3 separate regions of the Homo sapiens genome follow, and all the other regions are linked to region 2. Evidence: read pairs that join two places in POLR2A ChIA-PET (ENCODE). Cell type or tissue: GM12878. All regions are shown on one strand. Links, peaks and the distances in the headings refer to the core of each region. The heading gives the core; the rest is flanking DNA. Region 1 overlaps FAM193A (family with sequence similarity 193 member A). Region 2 overlaps TNIP2 (TNFAIP3 interacting protein 2). Region 3 overlaps FAM193A (family with sequence similarity 193 member A).

Region 1 (10,576 bases), core at 2,758-7,757, 96 kb before region 2:
TGGCATGGTGAGTGCCATGTGGATGCCACCTGTGGCTCCTTGTCAGTGTTCCTTGTCAGTGCTGTGAGGGACTGGGAAGAAGGAAGGGACTAGCATGTGCTTGCTCCCTCCGAGAATTGTGTCATTGATTTCACAGCTACAGGCCGTGTTTTCTGTTGCTGTTCTCTACTGCAGCCACAGGGACTAGAGCTACAAATGGTCTGTTGTTTGGATTTTCGCGGGTTTTCTCTTACTCCATTCTTCTGCATTCTCAGCCTCCCAAAGTACTGGGATTACATTTGTGAGCCACTGCGCCTGGCCTGCTGGCTTTTTTTGAACCTGCATCAGCTTCAGTGGAGTAAGTTCCAACTTCGTCACATGCGGAATTCTGTGCTGTTGAGCTTGTCTTAGGGCAGGTGGCCCTGAGACTCTCCCATGACTCTGCGCCTCTTCCTTGGCTGCTGTACGCACAGCACGTCAGGGTGAGGAGGGGCCTCAGAGATCACTTTGGTCCTGGGAGACTCCCTCTGTGTCCTGTGCCTCATGGTGGGGCCTGAGAGAGCAGTTGCTGTTTTGTGTTTTCTTCAAAGTGGGTGTATTCCTAATTCATGTTTTTGTCTGTTTTTGCAACCAGAGACTTTCCTGCTGTGGCTTGTCACTGACCAGCGACTTCTTAGCCTGGACTACTGTGAGAGCAGGGTCTGGATGCCAGGTGGGGAGGGCAGAGTCTCCTGCTGCAGCAGCACCTCAGCAGCCTTCATCTCGTGAGGCCTGGAGCATCCCAGGGGCTGCAGCTGTGCCATGTGGGGGCAGCACAGCAGAGAGGGCGCTGAAAGCTGCATTCCCCTCTGCCATCTGTGGGTGCACCAGCCCATTTTCACAAGTTTGCTGTTCTGGTAGAGGGAGCAGGAGTTGGGGGAAGCTAGGACAGTGGGCATTAACCTTCTCCAGGAAGTGGGCATCTTCGGCAGAGGCTCTTCAGGGCTGTGGCCGTGCAGGAGGGCCAGTAGTGTGTCCAGGTCACCACTCCCTGGGATGTTCTTGACTTGGGTCCCAGGGAGAACCCTGCACGGCAGTCAACACCAGAATGTCCCGGATCTGCCCCATGAGTCTTTTCCCTCCCTACCTGCAAAATGAGATAATTATGTTAGGTGATGTTTTAGTGTTGTGTGAGCTTTTAATTCCAAATAAGTTTTTTCTGTGTTATTTTTAAAAAGTAAAACTGGCCAGGTGCAGTGGCTCACACCTATAATTTCAGCACTTTGGGAGGCTAAGGTGGGAGGATCACTTGAGCCCAGGAGTTTGAGACCAGCCTGGGCAACATAGTGAGACCTTGTCTCTACAAAAAATTAAAAAATTAGCCAGGCTGGGTGCCGTGTGTTTGTGGTTCCGGCCACTCCAGAGAGTGAGTGGGGGAGGATCACTTAAGACCAAGAGTTAGAGGCTGCAGTGATCTATGATGGTGCCACTGCACTGCAGCCTGGGTGACAGAGTGAGACCCTGTCTGAAAAAAAAAAAAAAAAAGCCAGGCTTAGTGGCTCACACCTGTATTCCTAGCACTTTGGGAGGCTGAGGCAGGTGGATTACTTGAGCCCAGAAGTTTGAGATCAGCCTGGGTGACATAGATAGACCTTGTCTCTACAAAAATACAAAAATTAGCCTGCCATGGTAGTGTGCACTTGTGGTTTCAGCTACTCGGGAGGCTGAGATGGGAGGATCACTTGAGCCTAGGAGGTTGAGGCTGTGGTGAGCTATGATCATGCCACCACACTCCATCCTGGGCAACAGTGAGACCCTATCTCAAAAAATGAAAAAAATATATAGGCATAGGGACAGTAAATAGTCCCTGTGTTGGTATTGCACTGTGGGCTGCTGGTTACTGGGTGCCCCACAGAGCAGGGGTCCCTAACCCTTGGGTCACAGACCAGTACTAGTCCATGGCCTGTTAGGAACCAGGCTGCACAGCAGGAGGTGAGTGGCCGGTGAGCCAGTGAAGCCTGTCAGTGTTTATAGCCACTCCCTATTGCTTGCATTACCGCCTGAACTTCTCATGTCCGATCAGCAGAGACATTAGATCCTCACAGAAGCATGAACCCTATTGTGAACTGCGTGTGCAAGGGATCTAGATTGTACGCTCCTCATGAGAATCTAATGCCTGATGATCTGTCACTGTCTCCCATCACCCCTAGATGGGACCATCTAGTTGAAGGAAAACAAGCTCAGGGCTCCCACTAATTGTGCATTGTGGTGAGTTGTATAATTATTTCATTCTATATGACAGTGTAATAATAATAGAAACAAAGTGCACAATAAATGTGATGAGCTTGAATCATCCCAGAACCATCCCCTTGCCTCACCTGGTCTGTGGAAAAGTTGTCTTCCATGAAATCGGTCCCTGGTCCTAAAAAGGTTGGGGACCACTGCTCTAGAGCACATCCCATGGCACCCACGCAGGGTGGTTTATTGAGAGCACAGAAGGAGGGAGGAGCATGAGATCTCAGGCCATCAGTAGACACTGTGAAGGAAAGACCTTGAGAAGGAAAACAGAAGGCGAGGGGCCGGCTTTCCTGCCCGGCTCACTCTCGTCACCGGGGCTCAAGGGAACGAAGCGCACCTGCTCTGGCCTCACGGGTGCGGTAGGGGAAGCCAAGACCACCCTGGCTGGGGGCAGAGATGGGAGCTCAGGGCTCTGAAGCCCAGGGAGAGGCTGCTGTGCAGGGCGGGGTTTCAAGACTCCCAGAGAGGCTGCTTGTGGGAAGCACGTGAAAGGCTCCTTAATCCAAGAGTGTCTCTGTTGACGACATAGTGCCACCTGCTAAGTCTCTGTCTTGCCAACATGAGCTGCAGTCAAGTTGTATTGCATTAGGTCATTGAAACCTCCCAAGTGCATAGGACCCTGCCTACCTTTACCAAGGACCGCATAAAAAAAGAGGAGCCCCAAGCACCTTCTGGGTAGGCATGGATAGCCGCCCACGGTACACTCTAATGGCAGCAACGGTATTTGCCTTTGGCCCAGAGAACGCTGTCTCAGGGCCCTCCTCCACAGTCTTGTTAGTGTTTGTAGCAGTAACAGACGTGCAGATGGAGAAGCTGAGTGTTGGTGAATCCACTGGAGGGTGGCATCAGACCTGGAGGGGTGTGTGTATCAGTCCATTTTCACACTGCTATAAAGAACTACCTGAGACCGGGCTTGATACTCACCCCTGTAATCCCAGCACTTAGGGAGGCCAAGGTGGGCGGATCACCTGAGGTCGGGAGTTCAAGACCAGCCTGGCCAGCATGGAGAAACCCCGTCTCTACTAAAAATACAAAATTAGCCGAGCGTGGTGGCACATGCCTGTAATCTCACCTACTCAGGAGGCTGAGGCAGGAGAGTCACTTGAACCTGGGAGGCAGAGGTTGGGGTGAGCTGAGATCATGCCATTGCACTCCAGCCTAGGCAACAAGAGTGAAACTCTGTCTCAAAAAAAAACCAATAAAACAAAAAACCTACCTGATTCTGGGTAATTTATAAAGAACAGAGATTTCATTGATTCACAGTTCCGCATGGCTGGGGAGGCCTTAGGAAACTTATAATCATGGCGGAAGGAGAAGAAGAGGCAAGGCACGTCTTACACAGTGGCAGGAGAGAGAGAGCAAGAGGGGAAATGCCACACTTCTGAGCCATCACATCTTGTGAGAACTCGCTATCATGAGAACAGCATGGGGGAAATCCGCCCCCATGATCCCATCACCTCCCACCAGGTTCCTCCCCTGACATGTGGGGATTACAGTTTGACATGAGATTTGGGTGGGGACAAAGGTGAACCATATCAATGTGACAGGTTGACATGACGTCACGGCAGACGTGGAAGGTCCTGTAATCAGGGTGTGGTAGCAGCCTCGCTGCCTGTCCTCAGGACAGCTCTGACCAGACTGGATCCCCCTGGCAGGGAAGCATAAGAGGTTGCTGGCCTGAGTCGTCAAGAAGTGACCATTGTGAAGCAGACATTCAGCTCGTCCCAGACAGCCCCCAGGAGGAGAGTCCAGACCCCGTGTAGATGTGTGTGATCAGAAAGAGTCCCTTGCAAGGGTCGTTCGAAGGCAGAGTGGGCTGTAGTGTGGAGATGAGTTCCCCATGATAGGGAATGTGGAGAATAGTTGGAGAGGTATTTGGACTAGGTGACCATGAGGTCTCATCTCAGATTTCATTTCAGGGACACATCTGTCCCTGACTGGGGCTGGTGGCCTCTGTGCCTGGTATTCATTGTTTACCAGGGATTTGCAGAGTACCCTTCATGGGAGGCACTTGTCTGCAAGTCTAAGTGCAAATCAGCCTTGCCTGTCAACAAAGATGACTTGGGTGTGTCGGTGCTTCCTGTCCTGGTGTTGAACAGGAGACGCTGGCCTATTGCAGAGAAGCTTTGAGTCTGGAAGCTTTTCTGAATGGAACTCCCACCTCCCTTTCTCCTGCATTTGGTGTTTTTCTTCTGTAGGATTGATGCTGTTCACTTGATTTATCCCTGGTGTATTAGTCCATTCTTGCATTGCTATAAAGAAATACCTGAGACTGGATAATTTATAAAGAAAAGCAGTTTAATTGGCTCACGGTTCTGTGGCTGTGTAGGAAGCATGGCTGGGAGGCCTCGGGAAACTTACAATCATGGTGGAAGGTGAAGGGGAAGCCAGCACATCTTACGTGGCTGGAGTAGGAGGAAGGGGGGTGGGGAGGTGCTACACACTTTTAAACAACCAGATCTTCTGAGCACTCGCTATCACGAGAACAGCACCTTCGGGGAAATCTGCCCCCATGATCTGATCACCTCCCACCAGGCCCCATCTCCAACAATGGGGATTACAGTTTGACATGAGATTTGGGCGGGGACACAAATCTAAGCCATATCACCTGGCTTTCCCTTCATGTATCGATATAAGTTTCTGAGGTTGTGAATAACTTGTAACCTTCAGGTGACTTCAGAAAAATAGTATAGTTAGTGATAACATAGGGAAAAAGATGAAAGAGAAGGAAGATGAACCGTTACCGAGTGCTGTGCCAAACCCCGTGTGGCTAGAGCCTCACTACTGCTTCCTGGTGTTACCACATCTGCAGATGACAGGAGGCTCCCGAGGGTCTCAGCCAGGCAGGCCTGTTGGGGTTTAGGTCAGCGGTGTCCTACGTAGCATAACATCCTGCCCCTAAGAGCCTGGGGTGCTGTCCTTAGTTCCACATGTGATGGAAATGGCAGATAAAGTTCTAGTTTCAGAGATTCATTTCTCCAATTGAACTGTAACTAAACACAAAAATGCCCTTAGGGAAATTCTTTTACTAAGACTGAAAAATCCTTTGGGAATAGTAATTTCTTCAGGTATCTGTTTCTTGAAGGTAAACATTTATTTTGAAATATTATATATGGTATTATTGCTGTTGTTCTAGGGAAAATGGTATATATGTAAAAATAACACATACATGTTCTCTCTAGGGAGAAAATAACAGTGTCACTTAAAAAGTAAAGTGTATTTCTTTAAAATTGCATGTTACATTGCTTTTACAAAGAGAAAACCAGTCTCTTCACTAAAGCAACCAGAAGATGCTTTTTATTTTTATTTATTTTTTTTTAGACAGAGTCTCTCTCTGTCACCAGGCTGGAGTGCAGTGGTGTGATCTTGGCTCACTGCAACCTCTGCCTCCTGGGTTCAAGCAATTCTCCTGCCTCAGCCTCCCGAGTAGTAGGGACTACAGGCGCCCGCCACCACGCCCGGCTAATTTTTGTATTTGTAGTAGAGACAAGGTTTCACCCTGTTGGCCAGGATGGTCTAGATCTCTTGACCTCATCATCCACCCACCTCAGCCTCCCAAAGTGCTGGGATTACAGGCGTGAGCCACCATGCCCAGCCAGGAGATGCATTTTTATTTTCACTGTCTTGTGAAGAAACCATGAGAAACAATCTGCCACTAATACAATTGAGGGAAATTGAGCCACTTTAGTAACATCCAGAGAATAATAGTCATTCTGGAACCATGTATGCATGGGTGGGAGGTTGTGGGGAGCTGAAAACAACAGAAATTTATGCTCACAGTTCTTGAGGCCAGAAGTTCAGAATCAGTATGTCAGCAGGGCTATGTTCCCCTGAAGGCTTTGGGGGCAACTGCAGTGACCCCTGGAGTTCTTGGTTTGTGGCCACTCCACTCTCCACTGGAGCTGTTTTAATGCACTATTTAATTTAAAACCTTTGAATGAACATTGGTTGCTTCTAATCAATAACATTTTAGAAATTTTATACTGATTCAAAGGCTTTAAAATGTTGAATACGTGTAAAATAATTGAGTCTCTGTTCACAAATAAGTATGTATGTATGTGGCAAGAGAGTTGGTAGGTTTTGTTTGTTTGTTTGAGATGGAGTCTTACTCTCTCAACTAGGCGGTGGTGTCATCTCAGCTCACTGCAACCTCTGCCTGCTGGGCTCAAGCAGCCCTCCCACCTCAGCCTCCAGAGTAGCTGGGATCACAGCGCACACCACCATGCCTGGCTAATTTTTTTTTTTTTTTTTTTTTTTGTATTTTTGGTAGAGACGGGGTTTCACCGTGTTGCCCAGGCTGGAAGTTTGAAATCAATTATTTTTATGTTTGCTGTCTGAAATTCATTCTTTCTCTGTTGTTTGACACATACATAAGCCTGCAGGTACCCAAATTTGTTCCAAAAAAAAAAAAATTTCCCTGAGGCTGTGAGGAGAGAGTCAAGGAAGAGGTTTTTATTGATGTTATTTATCAAACAACTCTTACACTGTACACTAAGATTTTATAATAACTGCAGACATATACAATGAAAAGGGAGAATTGGCACCAATATTGAATCTTCCCATCCAAGAATATGGTATGTCACTCTTTTTTAAGGTTTTTAAAAATATATTGTATTATGGTTTTATAGTTTGTAAATCTTGACCCATTTTGTGCCTCCATAGTCTGTAGTTTGAGGGGCTGCTATGACCGGCATCTTGAGTGGGGAATGTGTGTTTAAAGCATTCATGCTGGAAACTGGGAAAATGGAGATGCCCTGTGACCAGTCATCTCGCCAGATGCCGGCATTAACTCTTGTAGTTTTTGAGTTGAGTCTTGAATCTGGGAGTCTAGGAAATCACGGTATCTTCTACAAATAATGATAGGTTTATCTCATCTTTTCCAGCATTTGTCCCCTTTTTTTGGCTTCCACTAGGACCTTCAGACCAGTGTGAATAAGAGCATTGATACTGGCACCCTTGTCCAGTCCTGGCTTCGAGGGGCTGCTGTGAGTGTTTCACCATGAAGTTTGATGCTTGCCATACAGACTTTTGATACTTTCTAGCAAATTAAAGAAGTTTACCTTTATTTCTAGTTGATTTAGGCTATCATTTAAAAAATAAAACAGGAAGATGTCAAAATTGATGGTATGATTTTTCTTATATCAATTTCTGTATGAGTTAAGAGTTTAGGTTACCTAATTTTGAGACATTCTTGCGTTCCTGGGATGAAACCCTAGTAGATCATGATATGTCATTCTTTATTCCATTATTAAATTTATTAGCTGATATTTGATTTAGGACGTGTGTGTGTGTGCGTGTGCGCCTGTGTGTGTGTGTGTGTGTATTCGGACAGCTATATAAAATTATTTTTAGAGACAGGGTTTCACACTGCTGGCCAGGCTGGAGTGCAATGACAAGATATTAGTTCTCTGCAGCCTCGAACTCCTGGGCTCAAGCTCTCCTCCCACTTCAGCCTCCTGAGTAGCTAGGACCATAGGCACATGCCAGTGTGCCAGCTAAGTTTTGGCTTGGTGCAGTGGCTCACAGCTGTAATCCCAGCACTTTGGGAGGCCAAAGCAGAAGGATCGCTTGAGCCCAGGAGTTTGAGGCCAACCTGGGCAACATAGGGAGAACCCCATCTCTACAAGGAAAAAAAAATTAGCCAGGTGTGGTGGTGTGTGCCTGTGGTCCTAGCTACTTGGGAGGCTGAGGTGGGAGGATCATAGGCCCAGGAGGTTGAGGCTACAGTAAGTTGTGATCATACCACTGTAGTCCAGCCTTGGTGACAGAGCAAGAGACCTTGTCTCAAAGATAATTTTATTTACAAACAAATGAAATTTTTTGTAGCGGTGGGGGTCTTGCCTTGTTACCTAGACTGTTCTCAAATTCCTGGCCTCAAGTGATCCTCCTGCTTTGGCCTACCAAAGTGCTGGGATTACAGGTGTGAGCCACTGCATCCAGCCAGGACTTTTATATCTATATTCTGAGGTATAATTGAGTTGTCTTGGTCTTTGAGGTCTTACTTGTTTTGTATAAAGGTTGTGCTAGCTTCATAGAATGAATTGAGAAACTCTGTGTTTTTGCAATTTTCAGGAATAGTTTAAATTTTCTGTCCCATGAAGGGTTTGATAGAACCTACCGTAAAACTTTGGGGCCTAATTCATTTTTACAGGGAAGAAGAACAAGAACTATAGATCTTGTCTGCCTTTTTCATTTATATGACATTTATTAGTGTATTTCAGGTTTCCTTCTCCCTCGAGTCAGTTTTACAAATAGAATTTGGCTCAAGAAGTTATCCATATCGTTTAGTAAAGGGTTGTAAACTCACACCTGCAGGGCTAGGGAAAGTCACGGAAATGGATGATACAGGGTAGAGCGGCCCCAGCGTTCCTGTGGTGCTCATGGCCGTCACCACCCTCACCTTGAAAGTGCCCTCAGTTGGGATAGGCCCTAGTGGAGCCTGGGGCATGGGTAGCGAAGGCCACACCTGTGTGTGCGTGCGTGTGTCCTCCTGTTCTCTGTTAGGGGCAGTCCCCACTTGGGTCCAACAGTCTTCACAGGGCCACCAGAGCTGCCAGGTTGTCAAGAGAAGCCAGAAATCTGGATTATTAGGTGAAATCTCGAACACTTTTAAAAAGAGGTGAAGTGCAAGTCGGACAAAATAGCCCATGAGCCCCTTGTTTGTAACTCTTCTTTAGATGTTACAAAGTATCAACTTATAAAGAGACTTTGTCTCACAGTTTAAAAACAATCTTCTGGCCAGGCGGGCACAGTGGCTCACGCTTATAATCCCAGCACTTTGGGAGGCCGAGGCAGGTGGATCACTTGAGGCCAGGAGTTCCAGACCAGCCTGGCCAACATGGTGAAACACCGTCTCTAGTAAAAATAGAAAAATGAGCTGGGCGTGGTGGCGGGCACCTATAATCCCAGCTAACTCAGGAGGCTGAAGCACAAGAATCGCTTGAACCCAGGAGGCAGAGGTTGCATTGAGCCGAGATTGTGCCACTGCACTCCAGCTTGGGTGATATAGCGAGACTCAGTCTCAAAAACAAAACAAAACAATCTTCATATGTACCCATATCCTTTCTCAATCCTGATTTTTTTTTAATGTTACCTTTTTCCCCCTTTTTCAGCCTTGACAGAAGCTTACAGAACCGACTTTCGGTTTTATTAATCACATATGCTTCTCTGTTTCCTCAGTAATTTCTCTTTTTGCCTTTAACTCCTAACTTCTTTGTTAGTTTTGTTTTGCTTTGCTTTTTAAGTCTCATATGCCTGTTAATAGCTCTTCCTTTCCTGTAGTCTGAGCTCTTCGTGTGGCAGGACCGAGTTGCCATCATCTTGCTTATTTCTAACACATTCAGGGCACATAATGGGCATTCAGTAAATAGTGAATGTTCATCCACTGTATTGACAGATTTAGTCAGAATATCTTGATTTCTCTTTTTACTGTTTATTCATCTCTGTCTTTCATGTGAGAAAAGTACTTGTGATGAGTTTGAGTAAAATAAAGAAATACCTGTTAACATATTTGTAGTATTGTATCTTTATTCTGTTTGCAGATGATGTTTCTCTCATATATATCATTTTAAGAAAGTCTCCTCTTGAAAATGTCTTGTATAATTGTCGCAGGTATTAAAGTTTTTCTTTTTTTTCTGTTTTTTACATCCCCTTACTAGATGACAATGAAAACCAAGCAGCGCATGTTAACAGAAGACTGGGAGCTTTTTAAACAAAGAAGATTCATTGAAGAACAGGTAAGCTTGTCAATAAGAGAGGCAATTAAAGGAAGTAGAAATCTGTCCTGACAGCAAATGACTTCTCTGCATGTTGATGTGCTTTGTTAGAACAGCATTGGAGGACCACATTGGCATGTTTTGCCAGCGTTAAAAACTGTTCAAGATGGTGTTTTTAATCTCAAGATAAACTAATTTTCACCTATTTCCTTATCTTCCATATACGCCTCAAGAAAAACCCATGTGTATTGAGTGGCCTCTCTATCCCACAGCAGCTCTGGGTATTTTGCAAAGGATATTACCTGAGTCCCCACAGTCCCCTATGAGGCAGATGGTGCCATCTGCAGTTTACATATGAAGGAGGGTGTTAGGGTGAGGTTAAGGATGTTGCCTGATGTCCCAGAGCTGGAATGGGGGCCCAGCATCCCCAGACAGAGCGCTCAGATCTCCAGACATTGCCAGGTGCCATGCCTTCAACATGGCAGCTGGCAGATCTGGACTCTCCCTTCCTCATCTTCCTGGCGGTGCCTCCTCCAGGCAGGCTTGTGCTCCACCTTTGCTGGAGCTGTTGGGCAGAGCTTGCTAGTGATGTCCTGTATCTGGTC
Region 2 (10,576 bases), core at 3,140-8,139:
CTGCTGCAGACTTAGTCCCAGGGTTAGTCCCATAGTCCACCATGACTCTCCCGTGCCCTTCATGCGGAGGAGAAGCAGAAACCACTGAGGCCCAGTGGCTGCTCGGAACAGGGCAGTGGGGGGTGGCCTCACAGCCCCAGGGTCCCTGTTCACACCCTGAAACACGGCTGACGTCCTAGCTCCAGCCCGGGACGCATCGATTCTCAAGAGGCATCACTACTGTTCAGTCTGTGCCAGGAGAGGAAGCTCTTTGAGTGGGGCCCAGGCTATTCCCAGGGCCAAAAGTGTGTTAGGTACTTGATGAGGAGCTACATAAACTTCTCCTGGATTTTTGCAGAGCACAAGTCAGTGAGGAGAAGGAAGAGGCCATGGGTCACACACTGAGGAACTTCATCGGTTCCCATTCATGCCAGGCCTCCCTCAAGGCACCCCATGGTAGGAAAAGCACTGAGCCCAGGGGTGGGGTGAGGGGCCCCTGCCCTGCAAGGCCCAGCTCCACGTGCCAGGCTGAGCTGGGGATGTTACTGGACACCCAGGGCCATCACATCTACATGACAAGGTAAGCGGGGTTCCCGTCTCACAGACAGGTCAGGACACGTAGGGAGCTCACACTTTGAGGCCCGAGATATGCTCTCTGACTGCATGACAGTGACGGACGGGCCCTGAGGACAGCCACCTCTGCTAAGACAGGCCGCCATGCCAGCCTCCTCCATAACTAAACAGTATAACAGGGAGGCTTTCCATGACCACGCCCAGGTACCAGGCCAGGTGGCTCTCCCCACAGCAGGGAGGGGCTCGCCACAACCCTCATCACCAGCAAATCAGGGCCTTGGCAGACACAGAAAGGCTCTAATCTCATGAGAAGAGAAACAAAAACACTAAACCTAAGCAGGAAGAAAAACGCCCTCATACTCTACCTGTCTCCAGGACACCTGGTGCAGCAAAGAGGCGACCTTTTCCTCCAGTTCTTGAATCCTACTTTGAGCCCGTTCCCGATCGGCCCTTTCTGACATGAAGTCATCCTTGTAAGCGAGAATCTGAAGAGAGGCGAGACACACATTTCTGCTCAAGGAAGGAGGAAGCGCCCCACCAGGCTTCTCCCACCCCCACAGTGACCACTGCCCACTCAGTGCCACCAAGCCTTCAGCCCAGCCTGTCCCATGATTTCGGCCACCACCGGCCAGCAGACATCTGGTCAGTGCCGTCCGGAGCCCGAGGGACAGACACCTGCTGTTCCAGCATCTGCACCCGCTCCAACGCAGCATCCCGGGCCGTCCTGGAGGCCGCCAGCTCCTGCTTCACTTCGGCACAGTCATTTATTTTCTCTTCCAACTGTCTGTTGAGCCGGGAGATCTCCTTCCTCATCAGCTCGGGCTCGTGGGGGATCTGCAGCCCCCTGAGCTGCGCATGGAGCCCCCTCACGTATTCGTCCCTGCTGGCGTTGTAGCGCTGCCACTTGGCATTGAGGTCTTCAACCTGAAGAGGTGGAGCCGGAAAGCTCACGGTGAAGGCAGCTGACAAAGCTGCTCAAGCCAGCACCCAGTGTGAATTATGTATTAGCAGTGATTCGCTGAGTGAGAGTTTCCTCTTAAATGGAAGCTGCCCCTCCCTGTTCTGTAGAGAGCAGACACTAGGCCCGCTAGAGAATCCTGAGGCAGCACGATGACACCCGTACGCAAGCAGCATGAACGGAGGTGGACTCGGTGCAGCTTTGCTGTCTTAGAAAATGGACCTCCTGCTGCTAACTCTTGCATCTCCTTTACTGACTTGTGGATTAATTTTAGGGGGATGGAGATGGACAGGACATGTCCCGTACGTCGTTTTAAGCAAAAAAGTCCAGTCTCTAGGGACTGTGTGTATCAAGTCCTAGTGGCCAGAGGGCGGGGGGCGACTCTGGGCATCAGCCAAGGAAAGAACCCTCACTTACAGTTTGTAAGCCATGTGTTCTTCTCAAACGAAATGTGAAAGACACTCACGTGAGTCACCTTCTGTTTTAACAGTCGATTTTCTTCCTGCAACTTCTCAATAACACTCTGGACAGAGGTGTGCCCATCTGTGTGTTCCGACTGCATGAGGAAGGGACAGAGAGAAGACACTCTGTCACATACAGCAAGAGGGGAGAAAGCTAGACCCAGAGGCTGAGGCCACAGATTATCACTGCGTCCCCCAGTGCAGCGGGTAGTGATCATTCATTTGGTAGAGAAGCAAAGCAGGGACAAGGGACCACCTTCTCCCTGCCCAGGCCCACCCCACCTGGCCCAGGCCAGAGCCCGGATGGGAGGTCTTCAGGCCACACCACCTTTCACACTGTCCTTATCCCGTCCCACCTACCAGTTTGAGCTGTTTGTCTTTTAAATATTTGGAATGTAAATATTCTAAAGCCATAATGTCTGCAGGGATTGGCACACCAGACATGATAAAGTCTTCTCATTGCCAGAGATTTGCCATTATCACAGACAGCAGGGAAGGCAGGAAGCTGAATCCCATTGTAAACCAGAGGATCTCCAGTGAGGGGGCCCCCAGCTGCCCAGGGTGGGCCTGGCCATGCACCCTGCTTACCTCCTTTGGAGCCCATGACACTGTCCTGTCTGCAGACAATCGGGTTCAACCAGGTGATTCTGGACACAGGAATCTAACCTCTGCCCCACGCAGGGTCAGGAGTCACCGAAGCCACAACCCAAACCAACCCCCACTAACAACTACAGAGCTGAATGAAAAGTCTCCTGAAACTCGTGTGTACCCTACAATTCTGACTGTATCTCAGTGACATAATTTTTGAGAATTCCCCTCAAATGACAAAGGAAGTGCACGTCCTAACACAGCCTACACCGGGAAGCCCCGGGTGACTCAGCTGAGTTCAGGGCTGAGAAGTGACACTTATTTAGAGACTGTGATGAGGGCCTACCCTGCCACTGGCCCCACCCCCGCCTCAGGCTCAACACTGTGTGTGGCTCCTTTCAAATCCCCAGAGGGAAATGACACAGTGACTCAAAATCAGACCAGAACACCCTGCCTCCGCCCAGACGGCACTTTTCCTCTGGTTTCTGAATGCAGCTGTGTCCTCTCTGAGGTTCCCCGCCTGGAATCCACCCAGCTGAGGTGGGCAGTTCTCAGACCAACCTTCTCCCCAGTGGGCGCCTCGGTGAAGCTGCTGATGGGTGCGGGATGTACTGTCTGCCACAGAACATCCCAGCGCGTGTGTTTCTGCATGAACCTTGGTGCTGCCTCAGAGAACTGCCTAGAAAGGACCCGAGCGAGAGGCCCTGTGCCCGGCAGTGCGAGTGAGATGGGGTCTCAGCCTAGGTGAGATGTGCACGGAGTGCCTCCATTCCCCTGCCTGCCACACACAGACCACCACAAGCACCAGCAAGATGGAAGGTGCCTGGCACACAGATGCCTTGGGCCACTGCTCCCCTACTTTTCTGCCTAGGAGCCCCCTGGTTTCTCCTGATGCTGAAACTCCCACGGTCCTTCTCTCTCCCACTAGACCCCACAGAGAGCTACAGCCCAGATCCAGCCTATCCTGGAGGTCCAGCGAACCCTTCTTTGGCCCTCACTGTCACTTGGTGCCGCTGCCCCCGGCCCTTGCTTTGATGATGAGGAGGCTGTGGCCCTGAGCCAGGTCTCCAAGCTTGCGGGAGGCCGTGCTGCTGGCAAGGACATGCCTAAAGCCAGCTTTGGAGATGGCGGTTCCAGCTGTGCCTGCATGCACTCAGACACACTGAGCCTGAAGAAGGCGGGCACTCACGGTCCTTCCAGGAGTTTGGGGTGTGGAACTGGAGGCACTCCCCATCCCCAGCAGTACCACCTGGCTCTGCTTCAGTTTCCTCGGATGGAGGATGTGACTACACTTCCTCCAGGCAGCTCTGCCAGGCTCAGCTCCTCCTCCTCATCCTCAGCTGAGGCAGATGAAAGCCAAGTGCCATCTCCCACCTGGGAGCGGGGTCGGCCACAGGCCTGGTGCTGGGCAGTGAGGTGGCTGCCTGCTTTCCTATTACATTTTGCATGTTCCATCATTTTAAAAGAAACCCTTGGATGAGTGAGCTTTGCCCCGTCAGCTGACTCTCGTTACTGAGAACAGAAGTGGGTTCTGGGGCGCCCCCCCACCTCTGTGATCAGGGGCCTGTAGGCGATGCTCCCAGCACACAGAGGTCTTCCCCACACTCTGCTTACACTGTGGCCTACCTGGTCAGGACTTCTCTCCCCCACATTCCTTTGTGCATGCTGTCGTTCATCCAGACACTTGGCCAGATGCTGACACATGTGGGCGGTGGCGGTCAGCGTCCTCCGCAGCTGATGGGTCTCGTTGGCCAAGGAGCGGCACAGGACGTCACTGGCGGCCCGGGCGCGCTCCCCTTCTGCCATGCTCCTCCGTAGCAGGACGACTTCCTTCTCTCGCTCGTGTTGGGGCTGGCTCAGCAGCTGCTGCATCTCCCTCTCTTTTTCTTCTAGTCGCTCAGTCAGCCTCTCAATTTCCTAAGTGGAAGATTTAAAAGCACAGTTTACTGAATTAAAAGAAGCAGTGTCAAGAGCAAATGTTCAGAAAGCAAAAGAAGACCTGGCGTGGATGCCCCATCACCAGACACAAACATACTCACTCAGAAGTTGGGCGTTTGAACTAACAATTACTCACTCAGAAGTTGGGCATTTGAACTATTAACTCTGGAGTTTTTCAGCCTACAATGTTCTGTTCTGAAACTTCATCTCAAATTTTTTTTTTTTTTGAGACAGAGTTTCACTCTGTTGCCCAGGCTGGAGTGCAATGGCACAATCTTGGCTCGCTGCAACCTCCACCTCCCAGGTTCAAGCGATTCTCCCACCTCAGCCTCCTCAGTAGCTGGGATTATAGAGCCCACCACCAAGCCCAGCTAAAAGAATTTTTTTTTTTTTTGAGACGGAGTCTCGCTCTGTCGCTCAGGCTCGAGTGCAGTGGAGCGATCTCAGCTCACTGCAAGCTCCGCCTCAGAGGTTCACACCATTCTCCTGCCTCAGCCTTCCGAGTAGCTGGGACTACAGGCACACGCCACCACGCCCAGCTAATTTTTTGTATTTTTAGTAGAGATGGGGTTTCACCATGTTAGCCAGGATGGTCTCGATCTCCTGACCTCATGATCCGCCTACCTCGGCATCCGCCCACCTCAGCCTCCCAAAGTGCTGGGATTACAGGCGTGAGCCACCACGCCTGGCCCAATTTTTATATTTTTAGTAGAGACGGGGTTTCACCATGTTGGCCAGGCTAATCTCGAATTCCTGACCTTAGATGATCCGCCAGCCTTGGCCTCCCAAAGTACTGGGATTATAGGCGTGAGCCACTGCGCCCAGCAATTTTTTTTTTTTTTTTTTTGAGGCAGGGTCTCACTGTCACCCAGGCTAGAGTGCAGTGGCACAATCATGGCTCACTGCAGCCTCGACCTCCCCAGGCCCAAGCGATTCTCCATCCTAACCTGAGTAGCTGGGACTACAGGCACGTGCCACCGTGCCTGGTTAACTTTTTTGTATTTTGTAGAGACAGGGTTTTGCTGTGATGCTCAGGCTGGTCTTGAACTCCTGGGCTCAAGAGATCCACCCGCCTTGGCTTCCCAAAGTGCTGGGATGACAGGTGTGAGCCACCACGCCCTGCCAAATTCTATTTTCACAAGCAAGTTCATAATTTTAGATTTCATATCATCAAAATGTTTTTTTGAGATGAGGGTTTCGCTATATATAGCCCAAGCTGGTCTTAAACTCCTAGGCTCAAGCAAATCCTCCCACCTCAGCCTCCTGAATAGCTGGGACTACAGGCTCAAGCCACCACACCCAGTTATCATCAAATTATCAAAGTGGCAATTCCAAGCACTTTTTTGATGGGATAGGTAGAAACTCCACTGTGGTGGGTAACCCCAAAAAGATGTCCACAACCAAACCTCCCATTCCCCGGTATCTGGGAATGAAACCTTACTTAGAGATAGGGTCTTTGCAGATGTAATTAGTTAAGGTGGGGACAAAATGGATTAGGACGGGACTGGTGTCCTTGTAAGCAGACAGAAGTCTGGACAGACACACAGAGAGAAGACGACCACGTGACAACAAAGATAGGAGTGACGTCTTGTCTTGTGGATAAAGGCCAAGGAACACCAAGGATTGGTGGCCCCCACAGGAAGCTGAAGAGGCGAGGAAGGGTCCTTCCCTAGAACCTTGAGAGAGAGCCGATGCCTTGGTTTCTGGCTTCTGGCCTCTAGAACTGTGAAAGATTAAATTTCTGTTGCTTGAAGCCCCCCAGTTTGTGTTACTTTGTTACAGCAGCTCTAGGAAATTAACACACCCAACCCCAATTACTTCTTAAAGAATTTAAAAAGGTTCTTAAAATGACAATTTTATTTTGAGATAGGGTCTCGCCCTGTCACCCAGGCTGGAGTACAGTGGTGCCACCATGGTTCACTGTAGCCTCCACCTCCCAGACTCAAGTGATCCTCTTGCCTCAGCACCCTAAGTAGTTGGATTACAAGTGCATGCCACCGTACCTGGCTAATTTCTGTATTTTTTGCAGAGACAAGGTTTCACCACTTTGCCCAGTCTGGTCCTGGACTTGAGTGATCCGCCTGCCTCAGCCTCCCAAAGTGCTGGGATTATAGGCACGAGCCACCACATCTGACCTGACAATTTTTTAATATCTGGCCTTAAATTTGTACTTTTCCGTTTTCAAAGAATCCTCCAAAATAAACAGTACATTACATGAAGGAGGTGAAGCAGGCTCAACTAGTCCATCCCACAAGTGAAGAAACAGTTTCAGAAAAGTCACGGAGGAGCCCAAGCTTCCCCCAGAAGTGGCGGGAGAAGGGTCCAGCCTCTGTGTCTAGTACTTGAGGTAAGAAGGGACAGAGACCGGGAACCTAGAATGTTCTCATCACAATGGAACAAAATACTAAGCCCTATTACTGCGAGAACCCTGATTATTATTATTATTATTATTATTATTATTATTATTTTATTATTTTAGAGACAGGGTCTCGCCCTGACACCGAGGCTGCAATACAGTGGTATAATCACAGCTCACCGAAGCCTTGAACTCCTGGGTCCAAGTGTTCCTCCCGTCTCAACCTCCCAAATAGCTGGGACCATGGGCTCGAGGTCAAGGCTGCAGTGTGCTGTGACGGTGCCACTGCACTCTAGCCTGGGTGACAGTGAGACCCTCTTCAGGGATAAAGGACTTTGAGCAAAACCTGACTTCTGGTTTTTTTTTTTTTTGATAAAGACAGGGTGTGGCTATGTTGCCTAGGCTGGTCTTGAACTCCTGGCCTCAAGCAATCCTCCTCCTGCCTCAGCAGGGGTCACCGTGCCCAGGTAAAATCTGATTTCGGAGCCTCCTTCCTGCGTTGGTCAAATGCTGACAGTAGGAGAAACAAACAGCTCCACAAACAGGAGGGCAGCATGTCCACAGCTCGTAGATCCTGAGGGCGTGGCTCTCTCTTGCCTCCACACCCTAGTACTCAACACTGAGCCCAGCCCCACACAGATGCCCAGTAAATGGGAATAAGACTGGGCCATACAGAGACAGATCAGGACGCAGGCTCTACGCTCAACCCGTGGGGGCAGGCCAGCCCTGCAAAGGGCTGCCCCACTCATCCTCCCCTCGGCAGCATGAGGGCCCCAGGACCCCTCCAGCCCCCGGGCTTCTGGCATTTGTCACTGGCTCTGAAGTTGCAGAGCTTTGTGCTGGTTTATCTGTCTGAGTGCCTTGTCCAGTTAGTAACAGTTCTTAGGACACAACAGCACCTCGACCACTGTGGTCAGAAAACAAGGTACGAGCTGGAGTTGTGGGTCTACACACACAGGCACAACACACAGACTAGTCAGCAACTGGGCTGACATCTCTCAGGAAAGCCTGTCGCCGGGACCCACAACTCCATAGCTCCACGCTCAGAACACAAAAGTGTAAACAGCTCTATTAATAGTCTTGTGGATTGGCCTTAAGAGGCACAGTGGCCTCTTGGCTTTTAGCGCTGCGGCAACAAAGTATCACAAACTTGGTGTCTTAAACAACAGAAGTGTATTCTCCCAAAGCCTGTAATCCCAGCACTTTGGGAGGCCGAGGTGGGAGGATCACTTGAGCCCAAGGGTTGGGACTAGCCTGGGCAACATGGCGAGACCTTGTCTCTACAAAAAATACAAAAAACATTAGCCAGGCATGGTGGTGGGCGTTTGTAGTCCCAGCTACTCGGGAGGCTGAGACAGGAGGATCACTTAAGCCCAGGAGGTCAAGGCTGCAGTGAGCTATGATCATGCTACTGCACTCCAGCCTGGGCAACAGAGTGACCCTGTCAAAAAGAGGGGAGGGGAGGGGAGGAGAAAGGAAGAAAGAAAGGAACAAGGAAGGTGGCCCGGGGCGGTGGCTCATGCCTGCAATCCCAGCACTTTGGGAGGCTGAGGTGGGTGGATCACGAGGTCAGGAGTTCAAGACCAGCCTGGCCAACATGGTGAAACCCCGCCTCTACTAAAGATACAAAAAATTAGCCAGGCGTGCTGGTGGGCGCCTGTAGTCCCAGCTACCCAGGAGGCTGAGGCAGGAGAATCGCTTGAACCCGGGAGGTGGAGGTTGCACTGAGCCAAGATCCCGCCACTGCACTCCAGCCTGGCGACAGAGCAAGACTCAGTTTAAAAAAAAAAAAAAAGGAACAAGGAAGGAAAGAAAGAAAAGAAGAGAAGAGAAAAGAAAAGAAAGAGCCAAGAAAACAAGCAAAGCAAAGCTAAGCTAAGCCGGAAGGGAAAGGGGGCTGATACGCCAGGACCAGGCAAAGCCTATGAAGCTGGTCCCGAGAATGGTGACAGGATGGGGTTGGGCAGGACCAGGTTGCACAATGAATTGGTGCCATTATTCCAGAAAGTATTAACTGGAGGGGCTTTGTAAAGTTATCCACTCAGGCCTTGTGTTACAGATGAGGTAAGGTCTCAAGTCCAGCTGTGGCTGCACTGAGGACCACAATTCTCTGGCCTGATCTTGCCCCATCACACACTGACCGCAGCTTGATCACAGACGCACTGGTCAGCTCCTCCACATTCTGAGCCTCAGCACTCTCTCTGGGAGCCCTCAGTCCCTACTGGTCCAGGGTTCCTGCTCCTAACGGGCTCTCATAGATGAGAGCAACCTAGCAACGGCTTGCTTCCTGCTGTGTCTTTAACTCTGCACTGCCACCTCAGTGAACCCAGGGCCTGCAGGAGGTGACAAACCTCTCCATTCTTCCACAGGTTCCATGACCGACCTCAGATTGAACGTTGGGATGAGCAATAAATATGTAATTGCATAAAATACCAGATAAGGCCAGCACAGTGGCTCACGCCTGTAATACCAGCACTTTGAGAGGCCGAGACAGGAGGATCCCTGGAGGCCAGGAGTTTGAGACCAGCTTGGGCAACATCATGCGACCCCTTCTCTACAAAAACTTAAGAAGTTAGCCAGGTGTGGTGGCTCATAGTCCTTGTGGTAGGCTCTTCGCCTATAGTCCTAGACACTCGGGAGGCTGTGATGGGAGGGCTGGTTGAGCCCAGGAGTTCAAGGTTACAGTGAGCTATGATGGCCCCAAGGCATTCCAGCCTAGGTGGCAGTGTCACAGACCAAGACCCTGTCTCTAAAAAAATAAAAATAAAAATAAAAAAACAAACAAACAAAACTAAATCATTAAAATGTTCCTTAAATAATTAAAAATCCCCCCATGCTGGGCGTGGTGGCTCATGCCTGTAATCCTAGCACTTTGGGAGGCCAAGGCAGGAGGATCACTTGAAGAAAGGAGTTCTAGACCAGCCTGGGCGACACAGCAAGATCCCGTCTCTACAAAAAAAAAATAAAATTAGCCAGGTGTGATGGCACACTCCTGTGGTCCCAGCTATATGGGAGGCTGAGGCAGGAGGATCACGTAAGCCCAGGAGGTTGAGGCCACAGTGAGCCATGTTTGTGCCACTGCACTCCAGCCTGGGTAACAGAGTGAGACCCTGTCTCAAAAAAATAAAAAAATAAAAATCCCAAAACAAAACCTACATGCTTACATGTTGGGAAGACAGGACCAGGGCCAGTAATACTGGGAACACAGAACTAATTCTATCTGAGGCTACCAGGAAGCTGCAATAAGCTGCTTGGTGAGTGGCCAGATACACAGGACACCAGGGAACACATGTGAGCGGAACACCAATGGCCACCGACTGCAAGTATACTGCTCTGGTTGTGAGGTCCCTGCATCCTGTCCCACCAACATTCTGGAGATGACTTCGGAGTGTCCTTCCGGGTCCTTGGTCTGTACTCATCTGTGGCTCCTGGCATCCACAACTCTAAAACCTGTTGGTGCAGACCAGGTGACCTCTAAACTTCCCTTCTGCTCTAGTGAGTCAGGATGTACCTTCCAGAAAGAGGGAGAGAGTGGAGTAGGGGAGACACTGGCTGCTGAAAGTATTTTAAATGATGTAGATACTGACAACCTAATATTAAGTACAACTGTATACACAGCATGAAAACAACCATGCCAAGTGTACACACACCTTATACACAGAGGAAAAACAGGAAGAAGGCATGCCAAGAGATTAACACTAGTCATCCCTGCACTGTGGGACT
Region 3 (10,576 bases), core at 3,330-8,329, 83 kb before region 2:
TGTTCCTGACCTTGGCTATGCAGCGTTTCTGGGATTTCTCTGACCAACTGACTTGTGTTCATTCCTTCTGTCTGGATTTCTCATGGTGACTGACGTTTTCCTTCAGTCTTTCCATTTTCAATTTGGGCTTGTTCTCAGACAAAATAATTCTGAAAGGACTGGTTTAAACTCACTGACTCTCTTCATACAAAGATTGCAGGCTGCTGTTTATTGCCTTAGAGACACTGTGTACTCTCCAGGGCACAAGAAAGAGTGTTGACATTTTTGCAGCTGGCTGTTATCCAACTTCTTACTGAAACATAAAAATTAAACATATATAGCCTAATGAAAATTTAAGATGGAAAATTTCATCCCTGTTCATTTGTCACAGCTGCTGATGTCAGTTATGGTCTCTTGTGTCACGTGTGGTAGTGGAAGAAATTGGCTGTGGGAGCCTTTCTCCTTGGGCCGGAACTGCCCATCACCAGTTACGGGGAGCCTAGGTTCTCGGGACATCTGGGCCTTCAGCAGCTTGTGATCAATGTCTTCCAAATGTAAACTATGATTTGAAAATCTCCAGTGTTATCTTTTCATTTGTATTGTCTCTTTCTTGGTGCCTTTTCTAAGTTGGTTAAAAAGAACAATGTGATTGTAGTCAGTGTACCACACAGTACTTCCTGGATCTTATGGGTTGGATCTTTACGGAGCTAGGGCTGGTGAAGCCTCCTGCTGTCACATGGAGCAAATGGCTGAGTTACTTCACTAGAACCTCAGTTTTCTCATCTGTAAATTGTGCCTATGGTCATCCTCAGGAGTGTGTATGAGCATTGGCCCAGGCAGCGTCCCAGGTGCAGTGGGCCTGCAGGAAGCCCTAGGACTCTGCACCTTGTGGGTGCTGTTTGTACTTACCTCTGGTGAGCTCCAGACTCTAGCACGTTACTTGTAATGTGTTGAAAAGACACCGGAATTTGGTAGTCCTGGACACTCTTCACTCATTCTAGGAAGTGAGATCACGACGAGTTCCTAGGGTTTTGCCTTCTGGAGGTTGCTGTGTGCCCAGGCTGAAGATGGACTCAGTGCATGTTTTTGTGGACCTTGGAGCATCTTATTGCACTGAGCTTAAATGTGCCAGCTCTTTTAATGCACCAGAGCTGCATCTTAAGTGGTCTCTGTAGGCTAAAGCCTTGAAATCTGTTTAAAATTAATTTCAGGCCGGGTGCAGTGGCTGATGCCTGTAATCCCAGCACTTTGGGAGGCCGAGGCGGGCGGATCACGAGGTCAGGGGATTGAGACTATCCTGGCTAACACAGTGAAACCCCATCTCTACTAAAAATACAAAAAATCAGCCGGGCGTGGTGGCGGGTGCTTGTAGTCCCAGCTACTCGGGAGGCTGAGGCAGGGGAATGGCGTGAACCTGGGGGGTGGAGCTTGCAGTGAGCCGAGATTGTGCCACTGTACTCCAGCCTGGGAGACAGAGCAAGACACTGCCTCAAAAAAATAATAAAATAAAATAAAATTAATTTCAGTAAATTTTTCATTTGCCTGTTGCTTAGATGTCTTGCTAAAGCTGATATTTAATTACGATCATGAGTGACCAGGCCATGACTGGCCTTAAAGCAAAAAAAATTAGTCTTCTGTTACATAAGTGCCTTTAAAGTTTTGTTCAACTGACTATTTCTGAAAATTTCAGCCCTAAGTTGAAAAAGCAAACACTAAACAGCTAAGGTTTAAAAAGCAAACACTAAACACCTAAGGTTGCCATCGGTACCCCTTTAATTTTAATCACAAATTGTGTTGTCTTGGGAGTAGCAGAGAGACTAGTTTTATACCAGCGCTCTTCAGGTCAAATGGAAACGTTAATCAGTCTGGTTAAATTTTTGTAGTTTCCTTAATATTTCTACTTTTGGAGGTTTTTCTGTTTGTTTTTTGTTTTTTACTCTTCCAAATGGCACAAATGTTAATCTTCCAAGCATTTTTCTCATGTTGAGGTTACTAAGAAATGTTAGTGGTAGGAATGATACTTAACTAATACTCTTTGTAAATGAAAGCCGTGATCTGTCCAGGAAATATCTGTGCTTAGTGGCTGGTTTACTCATTGTCTTTCACAATTGAATGACCTCACAGTGACCATCTCTGCTTGTGTCAGTTGTAGTGATGATGAAGATGTTGCACCATTGTCAGCCAAATTTGCTGATATTTATCCATTGAGTAATTATGATGATACCGAGGTGGTGGCCAACATGAATGGAATCCACAGCGAATTGAATGGTGGCGGGGAAAACATGGCCCTGAAGGATGAGGTATGGACATGGCTTCTTCGTAGCAACAATAAATGACATAAAATGATGGTCTGACATTTTAATATTTTATATTACTCTGTTTTGAAAAGTGCAAATTACAAAAGATTGTCTTTAAAGTCTCCTCAGATAAGCAGTACCAGCAGTAGTTCCTCAGAAGCTGATGATGAAGAAGCGGACGGCGAGAGTAGTGGGGAGCCCCCAGGGGCCCCGAAGGAAGATGGAGTGCTGGGAAGCAGGAGCCCCAGGACAGAGGAGAGCAAAGCAGACAGTCCACCCCCATCCTACCCAACACAGCAGGTAGGACTTTGCTTGCTGTTTTGCCAAGGATCTCTTTTTCTGTGTGTATTTTCTCTAAACATGAGCATTACTGAATACAAAATTATTTTGTTTCCCATAATTTCTGAAGGTTAGAACTGAAGAGAGTCAAGGCATACTTACAATCTCCATTTGAATCTTGTTTTTCTTGCTCGAATATCAATCTTGATTTCGCAACACCCCATAGCAGCTCTGTGGAGGCCTTTTTTGTCTGTATAGAAGCAAAGAGAGGAGTTAAAAAAAAATAGTGGAATATTAAAATTTCAGGAAAGGTTTGTTTTTCCTGTTCATTATCTGTTCTTCTGTTAGCCAAAGGTGAGGGTACCTTATTAGCTTTTTTTCTCAGAATTTCATAAATAGATGCTTAAACAAGTTTTTGGCCGGGCGCAGTGGCTCACGCCTGTAATCCCAGCACTTTGGGAGGCCAAGGTGGGTGGATCAGTTGAGGCCAGGAATCCAAGACCAGGCTGGCCAACATGGCAAAACCCCGTCTCTACTAAAAATACAAAAATTAGCTGGGCATGGTGGTGGGCACCTATAATCCCAGCTACTTGGGAGGCTGAGGCACAAGAATTGCTTGAACCTGGGAGGCAGAGGTTGCAGTGAGCCAAGATTGCGCCACTGCACTTCAGCCTGGGCGACAAAGCAAGACTCTGTTTAAAAAATAATAATAACAACAATAATAATAAGCAGTCTTTAAATGAAAGAACAAATGAAGGTCAAAGTGCTTGGCTGATTTATTTTATTAGGTAATATAAATGTAACACTCAGATGGTAAAGGTGATGTTGAAAGGTCTATCTGGGAAGTCTGACCACATCTCCTTACCAGTTTTTTCTTCTACGTATAATGTTTTTGATGTCTTATCCAAGAAAACTTTGCCTAACACAAAACTGTTTTCTTTTAGAAGATTTATAATTTTAGTTCTTAGATTCTGTTTGACTCAGCATTTAGTTATTGTGAGGTGAGGATATAAATTCACCTTTTCTGCATATATAGATATCCAATTGTTTCAGTACGGTTTGTCAGAAGTACCCTATTGAATTGCCTTGGCCATTTATTGAAAATTTATTGAAAATCAATGGACTGTAAATGTAAGAGTTTATATTTGGACATTCCATTCTGTTCATTTGATCTCTGTGTCTGTCCTTACACCCATAGTGCATTTGACAATTGCTTTATGGTAAGTTTAGGAAAATGGGATAGGGTCTTCCCTCCAGCTTGGTACACCTTTCTCTCTCTCTATTTTCTTTCTTTTTTTTTTTTTTTTTTTTTTTTTTGAGATGGAGTCTCCCTCTGTCACCCAGGCTGGAGTGCAGTGGCGCGATCTCGCCTCACTGCAACCTCTCCCTTTCGGGTTCAAGCAATTCTGCCTCAGCCTCCCAAGTATCTGGGACTACAGGTGCACGCCACCACGCCCGGCTAATTTTTTGTATTTTTAGTAGAGACGGGGTTTCACTATATTGGCCAGGCTGGTCTCGAACTCCTGACCTTGTGATCCGCCCGTGTTGGCCTCCCAAAGTCCTGGGATTACAAGCGTGAGCCACTGCACCCGGCTGGTACACCCTTTTCAAAATCGTTTATGCTGCTCAAAGTTCTTTGCATTCCCATATAAATTTTAGGATCTACTTGTCAACTACAAAACGCCTCCTTGGATCTTGAGGGATTGCATCGAATTCTTGAATATATATTTAGAATTCTCCAGTGAAATCCTCTGGATGTGGTTGTGGTCTTTTATTTGTGGGATGATATAGATCAATTTAGGGAGAATGCAATCCTAACAAAATTGAGTCTTCTAATCTGTGAATATGCTTTATCTTTCCATTTATTTAAGTCATCTTTAATTTTTCTCAGTAGTTCTAAAAAAATTCCAGTCTTTGTGTCTGGAATATATAAGTATTATGTGTTTTCATTCACAGTAAAAGGTATTTTCTAATTTTGATTTCCAATTGATCATTGGTAATACATAGAAATACAATTGATTTTTTTATATTGGTCTTGTGTTCTGCAGCTTTACTAAACTTGTTTATTCTAGTAGGGTTGGTTCTAGTAGGTCCTTTTGCTGTTGTTTTGGTAGATTACTTTGGATTTTCTATATACAAGATCATGTTGTCTGCAAATAAAGTTTTAGTTCTTCCTTTCCAATCTGGATGCAATGCTTTTAATCTTCCCTTCCCTTTCCCTTCTCTTTTCTTTTTCTTTCCTTCCTTTCTTCTTTTTAAGAAACAGAATCTCACTCTGTCACCCAGGCTGGAGTGCACTGCTGCAGTCATGGCTCACTGCAGCCTCAAACAGCTGGGCTCAAGCAGTCTTGCTGCCTCAGCCTCCCAGGTAGCTAGGACTACAGGTGTATTACAACTACAGGCATGCGCCACCACGCCCAGCTTTAAAAAAAAACTTTCTGTAGAGAGAGGGTCTCACTATGTTGCCCAGGCTGGTCTTGAACTTCTGGCCTCAAGCCATCCTCCCATTTCAGCCTCCCAAAGTTTTAGGAGTATAGGTGTGAGGCACCATACCCAGTCTGGATGCTTTTAATTTCAGTTTCTTTTTCTTTTTTTTTGAGACGGAGTCTCGCTCTGTTGCCCAGGCTGGTGTGCAGTGGTGCTATCTCGGCTCACGGCAAGCTCTGCCTCCCAGGTTCATGCCATTCTCCTGACTCAGCCTCCCGAGTGCTTTTAATTCCTTACTCTTGCCTTATTGAGCTAGCTGGAAACTCAGTACAGAATAGAATTGTTGCAAGCAGATATCTTTGCCTTGTTCCCAATCTTAGGGGGAAAGCATTTAATCTTTGACCACTCTTTAAATGTGATATCAAGTATAGGTTTTTCATAGATGCCCTTTATTGGGTTAAGGAAATTCTATTCTACTCCTAATTTCTTGAGTTTTTTCATGATTTGAATATTGAATTGTATTGAATATTGAATTGTTCAGTTTTTCAAATGTCTTTTCTGCATGTGTTGCGATCTTGTGGTTTTCGTTTTTTATTTTGTTACCGTGGTGTGTCACATCAGTTGATTTAAGGATATTAAATCAACCTGTGTTCCTGGGATAACTCCCACTTGGCGGTGGTATATAATCCTTTTCATGTGTTCCTGAGTTGGTTTGCTAATATTTTGTTAGGATTTTTGCATCTGTGTTAATACTAATAAAATATATTGGTCTGTAGTTTCCTATCTTTGTGATGTCTTTGTCTGACTTTGGTATCAGAGTAATACTGGCTTCATAGGATGAGTTAGGAAATGTTTTTTTCACTTATGTTTTCTGAAGGAGTTTGTTTAAGATTGAGATTTATTAAATATTTGATAGAATTCACCAGCAAAATCCTGTAGGCCTGGTCTCTTTTTGTGGGAAGATCTGTAATTACTAATTCAAGTTTCATTTGCTTGTAATAGGTCTTTTCAAATTTCCTATTTCTTACTGAGTGAATTTCAATAATTTTTGTCTTTGTAGGAATTTACTCATTTAAATTGTCTAATGTGTTGGCATAAAGTTATTCTATACTGTTATAATCCTTTTTAATTCTGCAGTGCCTGCAGTGATGCTAATTCTTGATTTGGGTAATTTTATCTTCCTTTTAACGGCTTCAGTCACTTGGGCTAAAGATTTGTCAATTTCTCTGTTTTCGTTTCTGTGTCATTGGTTTCCATTCTGAAATTGATTATTTCTTTCTATGTTCTTTGGGTTTTGCTTGCTCTTCCTTTTCTAGTTTGTTGAAACAAAAGCTTAGATGACTGATTTTAGAGCTTCCAAATTTATTGAGACTTGTTGATGGCCTAACATATAGTTTACCTAGATCCTGTTCTATGTGTACTTGAAAATAATTTGAACTTTGTTCTTGTTGTGTGGAGTGTTCAAGAAATGAAAGTTTGATCAAATTGGTTGATGGCATTCTTCAAGTCTTCTGTATTGTCTTGGTCTATCCAGGCTACCATGTAAGGACAGTAACCCCATTCCTGAGAGTAGAGCCTTCCAAAGTCCTTATCGCCTAATACCATCACTTTGGAGGTTAGGCTATCAACATATGAATTTTGGAGGGGCACAGATACTCAGATCATAGTATATATTCTTACTGATTATCTGTCTGGTGGTTTTATCGGTTACTGAGAGAGGCATATTGAAGCCTTCAAGTTTAACTGTTGGATTATTTCCTTCTCCTTTCAATTCTTCCTTGTTTTGGTTCATGCATTTGGGGGTGATGTTATTGAATTATTGTTATAGCTCCCCTGATATATTGCCCCTTTTATCATTATGAAATGTTTGACTACTGGTGTTTCTTAACGTCCGTTTTATTTGTTAGTATAGCCACTCCACCTTCTTGGGTTACTGTGTACATGTATTTTTTCATCCTTTTACTTTCAGTTTCTTTGTGTCTTTGAATCTAAAATTTGTCTAACATCTTTTAGTTGGGCCTTGCATTTTTATCCTGTATATGTCAGTATCTGCCTTTTTAAATATTAAACAAAAATTTTAGTGTACTATTTTAATTCTTCTGTTGATTCTTTTTTTAATTTTCTTAGTGGCTGCTGTAGGGTTACAGTATGCATCTCTTGTGAATGTCGTTATAAAAAATAAAAAGAAACAAAAATTAAAATACAATATGTATCTCTTTTTTTCTTAGAGACAGGGTCTTGCTCTGTTACACAAGCTGGAGTGGGGTGGCATCATCATGCCTCACTGCAACCTCAAGCTCCTGGGCTCAAGCAGTCTTCCTGCCTCAGCCTCCTTAGTAAGCTGGGACTATAGGCATGTGCCGCCATGACCGGCTAAGTTTTTTAATTTTAGTAGAGACAAGGTCTCCCTGTGTTGCCCAAGTTTGTCTCAAACTCCTGGCCTTCAGTGATTCTCCCGCCAGGAAATCCCAAAGTGCTAAGATTACACTTAACCAGTGTACCCAGCCACAATATGCATCTTTTTTTTTTTTTTTTTTGATACAGAGTCTCGCTCTGTCACCCAGGCTGGAGTGCAGTGGCGCAATCTTGGCTCACTGCAACCTCTGCTTCCCAGGTTCAAGTGATTCTCCTGCCTCAGCCTCCCAAGTAGCTGGGATTACAGATGCGCACCACCACGCCCATCTAATTTTTGTATTTTTAGTAGAGACAATGTTTTGCCACTTTGGCCAGGCTGGTCTCTAACTGGCCTCAAGTGATCCACCTACCTCAGCCTCCCAAAGTGCTGAGATTACAGGTGTGAGCCACCACGCCCGCCCACAATATGCATCTTAATTTATCACAATCTACTCCAGATTACTACTGACTTAATTCCAGTAAAATATACAAACTTTGCTCCGCAGGAGCTCCATTTCCTTCTTTCTCCTTTGTACTATTATTGTCCTATATATAATTACATTTGTATATGTTACAAACCAATAATATGTTTTAATTACTGCTTTATACAGCTTTATAATTTCTAGAGCAAATAAAAGAGAAAAATGTATTTATACAGTGCCTGCCTGCCTGCCTTCTTTTCTTTCTTTTCCTTTTCCTCTCTCTCTCTTTCTCTCTCTCTCTCTTTCTCTTTTCCTTTTCCTTTTCTTTTCCTTTTTCTTTTCCTTTTTTTGAGACAGAGTCACACTCTGTTGTCCAGGCTAGAGTGCAGTGGCACAATTTTGGCTCACTTCAACCTCCACCTCCCAGGTTCAAGCAGTTCTCCTGCCTCAGCCACCTGAGTAGCTGGGATCACAGGCAAGCACCATGGCACCCGGCTAATTTTTGTATTTTTGGTGGAGATGACATTTCGCCATGTTGGCCAGGCTGGTCTCAAACTCCTGACTTCAGGTGACCTACCCGCCTTGGCCTCCCAAAGTGCTGGGATTACAGGCATGAGCTACCACGCCTGGCCTGTATTTATACAGTGTTTTCTATTTGCTAGCTGGCTAGTCATTTCTGGCATTCTTCATTTTAAATTCTGCCGAATTTAAGTTACCGTCTTGTTTTTACCTTCCTTTAATATGTCTTACAGGACCAGTTTGCTAGCAGTTAATTCTGTTTTTGTGTAAATGTCTTTATTTTGCCTTCATTTTAAAAAATAGACCAGGCATGGGGGTGTCTCACGCCCAGCACTTTGGGAGGCAGAGGCGGGCAGATCACCTGAGGTCAGGAGTTCGAGACCAGCCTAGCCAACGTGGTGAAACCCCATCTCTTCTAAAAATACAAAAATTAGCCAGGCGTGCTATCATGTGCTTGTCATCCCAGCTACTTGGGAGGCTGAGGCATGAGAATTGCTTGAACCCGGGAGGCAGAGGTTGCAGTGAGACAAGATCGCGCCATTGCGCTCCAGCCTAGGCGAGAAGTGAGACTCCGTCTCAACAATAAATAAATAAATAATAAATAGAGTGGTTGTTTTTAGGAATAGCTTTAGACTCACAGCAAAGTTGAGTGAGAGCTACAGAGACACCCTATACCCAGGGTCCCCACACACAGCCTTCCCACTATCAAATTCCACACCAGAGTGTTACTCTTGTTACAGTCATCAGCTGTCAGACTGTTAGAACAAGCAGTCAGTTCTCCTGGCAGCCTGGCTTTCTCAAGAAGGTGTTTTAGTAGGGTCTGGGGTCATCCTAGGGACTTGGCCTTTGGCTGCAGGAAGCCTTAGGTGGTCATTGTGTGCCAGAGTTCTGCAGCTCTCAGTATCTCTTTGTTTTTATCCATCTTAAGGTTCACTGAGCTTCTTGGATCTGTAGACCAATGTTTCTCATCACATTTGGGAAGTGGAGTGTCCAGGTGTTATTTGGATGCTCTTCCCCCTTTCCTCTGGGACTTGGTTCTGCACATGCTGGAGTGCTGGCTGCTCTCCCACAGGCCTCTGAGCGTCTGCATACTTTCCCCTCATCTCTTCTCTCTCTTCCTAGATCAGTTCCATTGCTCTTCTTCAAGTTCACAGATGATTTTTCTGCCATTTTAAGTTTGCTTTTGAGCCCCTTTAGTGAAATTTTGGTTTAGCTATTGTACTCTTCACCTATAGAATTTATATTTTACTGTTTTTTTGTTTCTCTTTTTTTGTAGTAATTCCCTATATGTTGAATCTTTATTTTCATATTTTCCTTTAATTCTCTGAACATGTTATAACAGCTGCTTTGACATCTTTGTGTGCTAATTTAGTATCTGAACTCACTCCTGTTAACCGTTTGACTATTTATTTCCTGCATGTGGGTCACACTTTTTTTTTTCCAGACAAGGTCTTGCTCTGCCACCCAGGCTGAAGTGCAGTGGCATGATTACAGCTCACTGGAGCCTCGAGCCTGGACCTCCTGGGCTCAAACAATCCTCCCACCTCAGCCCCCCAAGTACTTGGGACTACAGGCACACACCACCATGCCTGGATAGTTTTTGTACTTTTTGTAGAGACAGGGTTTTGCCATGTTGCCCAGACTAGGCTTGAACTCTTGGGCTCAAGTGATCTTCCCACCTCTGCCTCCCAAAGTGTTGGGATTACAGGTGTGAGCCACTGCGCCCAGCCTAGGTCATACTTCTCTTTAATCTTTGCTTGTCTCATAATTTTTTGTTGAAAATTGGACATTTTAAATAATGTGATAATTTTGCATTATCATTTTTTCCCTTGAGGGTCCTTTGTTGTCTTTTGTTTGTTTCCTTGTTTTTGTTATTTCCTGGGCTTCAGTTGCAGGACCTGTATCTCCCACATTATGTGGCTGTGGGTGTCTCAGCTTACTTCTTCTCTTCTCCTTTTTAGTTTGGCTTCTAGAGGTCTGCCCTTTGTCCACCTGGCTGATTGGCCAGCTGATGATTTGGGCAGAGGTTGCCCATGCACCTTGAATCCACAGGGGCTCCATTGTTGGCTGTGGGGTGAATGCGCTCAGCACTCAGCCAGTTCTCAAGTCAGCTGTGTTGGCCCCTTCCTCCAGCCCGTGAGGTGTCCTCAGTGCATGCACTGTGCTCTCCTGGTCAGCCAGCGAGTTGTGGACAGCTTAAGAAGCCCTTCCGTGGCGCTCTCATTTCCAGGGTTCTCTCTGTTAGATTTCTGTCTCCTT

What was found. Peaks named below come from ENCODE experiments on the same cell type or tissue, not always from the same donor. Only the 100,000 strongest peaks of a DNase experiment are listed, where the experiment ranks them.
Region 1: POLR2A ChIA-PET joins it to region 2 with 7 read pairs; 2 of 35 experiments call an interaction of 5 or more read pairs at or near these places.
Region 3: POLR2A ChIA-PET joins it to region 2 with 5 read pairs; 2 of 35 experiments call an interaction of 5 or more read pairs at or near these places.

What each region holds. Positions count from the first base shown.
Region 1 is chr4:2,647,889-2,658,464 of GRCh38, forward strand. It overlaps FAM193A (family with sequence similarity 193 member A), which reads left to right. Exons shown (of 21, transcript NM_001366318.2): 8 at 9,915-9,992. Among named protein-coding and RNA genes, the nearest start is that of TNIP2, 100 kb to the right of the region's middle. In GM12878, for the core only: no CTCF peak of the experiment used is centred there; no DNase peak of the experiment used is centred there.
Region 2 is chr4:2,743,470-2,754,045 of GRCh38, forward strand. TNIP2 (TNFAIP3 interacting protein 2) reads right to left here. Exons shown (of 6, transcript NM_024309.4): 2 at 4,186-4,476; 3 at 1,977-2,066; 4 at 1,228-1,476; 5 at 918-1,037. Among named protein-coding and RNA genes, the nearest start is that of TNIP2, 7.6 kb to the right of the region's middle. RefSeq lists enhancers at 1,373-1,873, 2,469-2,908, 4,319-4,368. In GM12878, for the core only: no CTCF peak of the experiment used is centred there; no DNase peak of the experiment used is centred there; H3K4me3 peaks cover 1,769 bases; H3K27ac peaks cover 2,415 bases.
Region 3 is chr4:2,660,713-2,671,288 of GRCh38, forward strand. It overlaps FAM193A (family with sequence similarity 193 member A), which reads left to right. Exons shown (of 21, transcript NM_001366318.2): 11 at 2,126-2,279; 12 at 2,397-2,576. Among named protein-coding and RNA genes, the nearest start is that of TNIP2, 90 kb to the right of the region's middle. RefSeq lists an enhancer at 10,496-10,576. In GM12878, for the core only: no CTCF peak of the experiment used is centred there; no DNase peak of the experiment used is centred there; H3K4me3 peaks cover 757 bases; H3K27ac peaks cover 687 bases.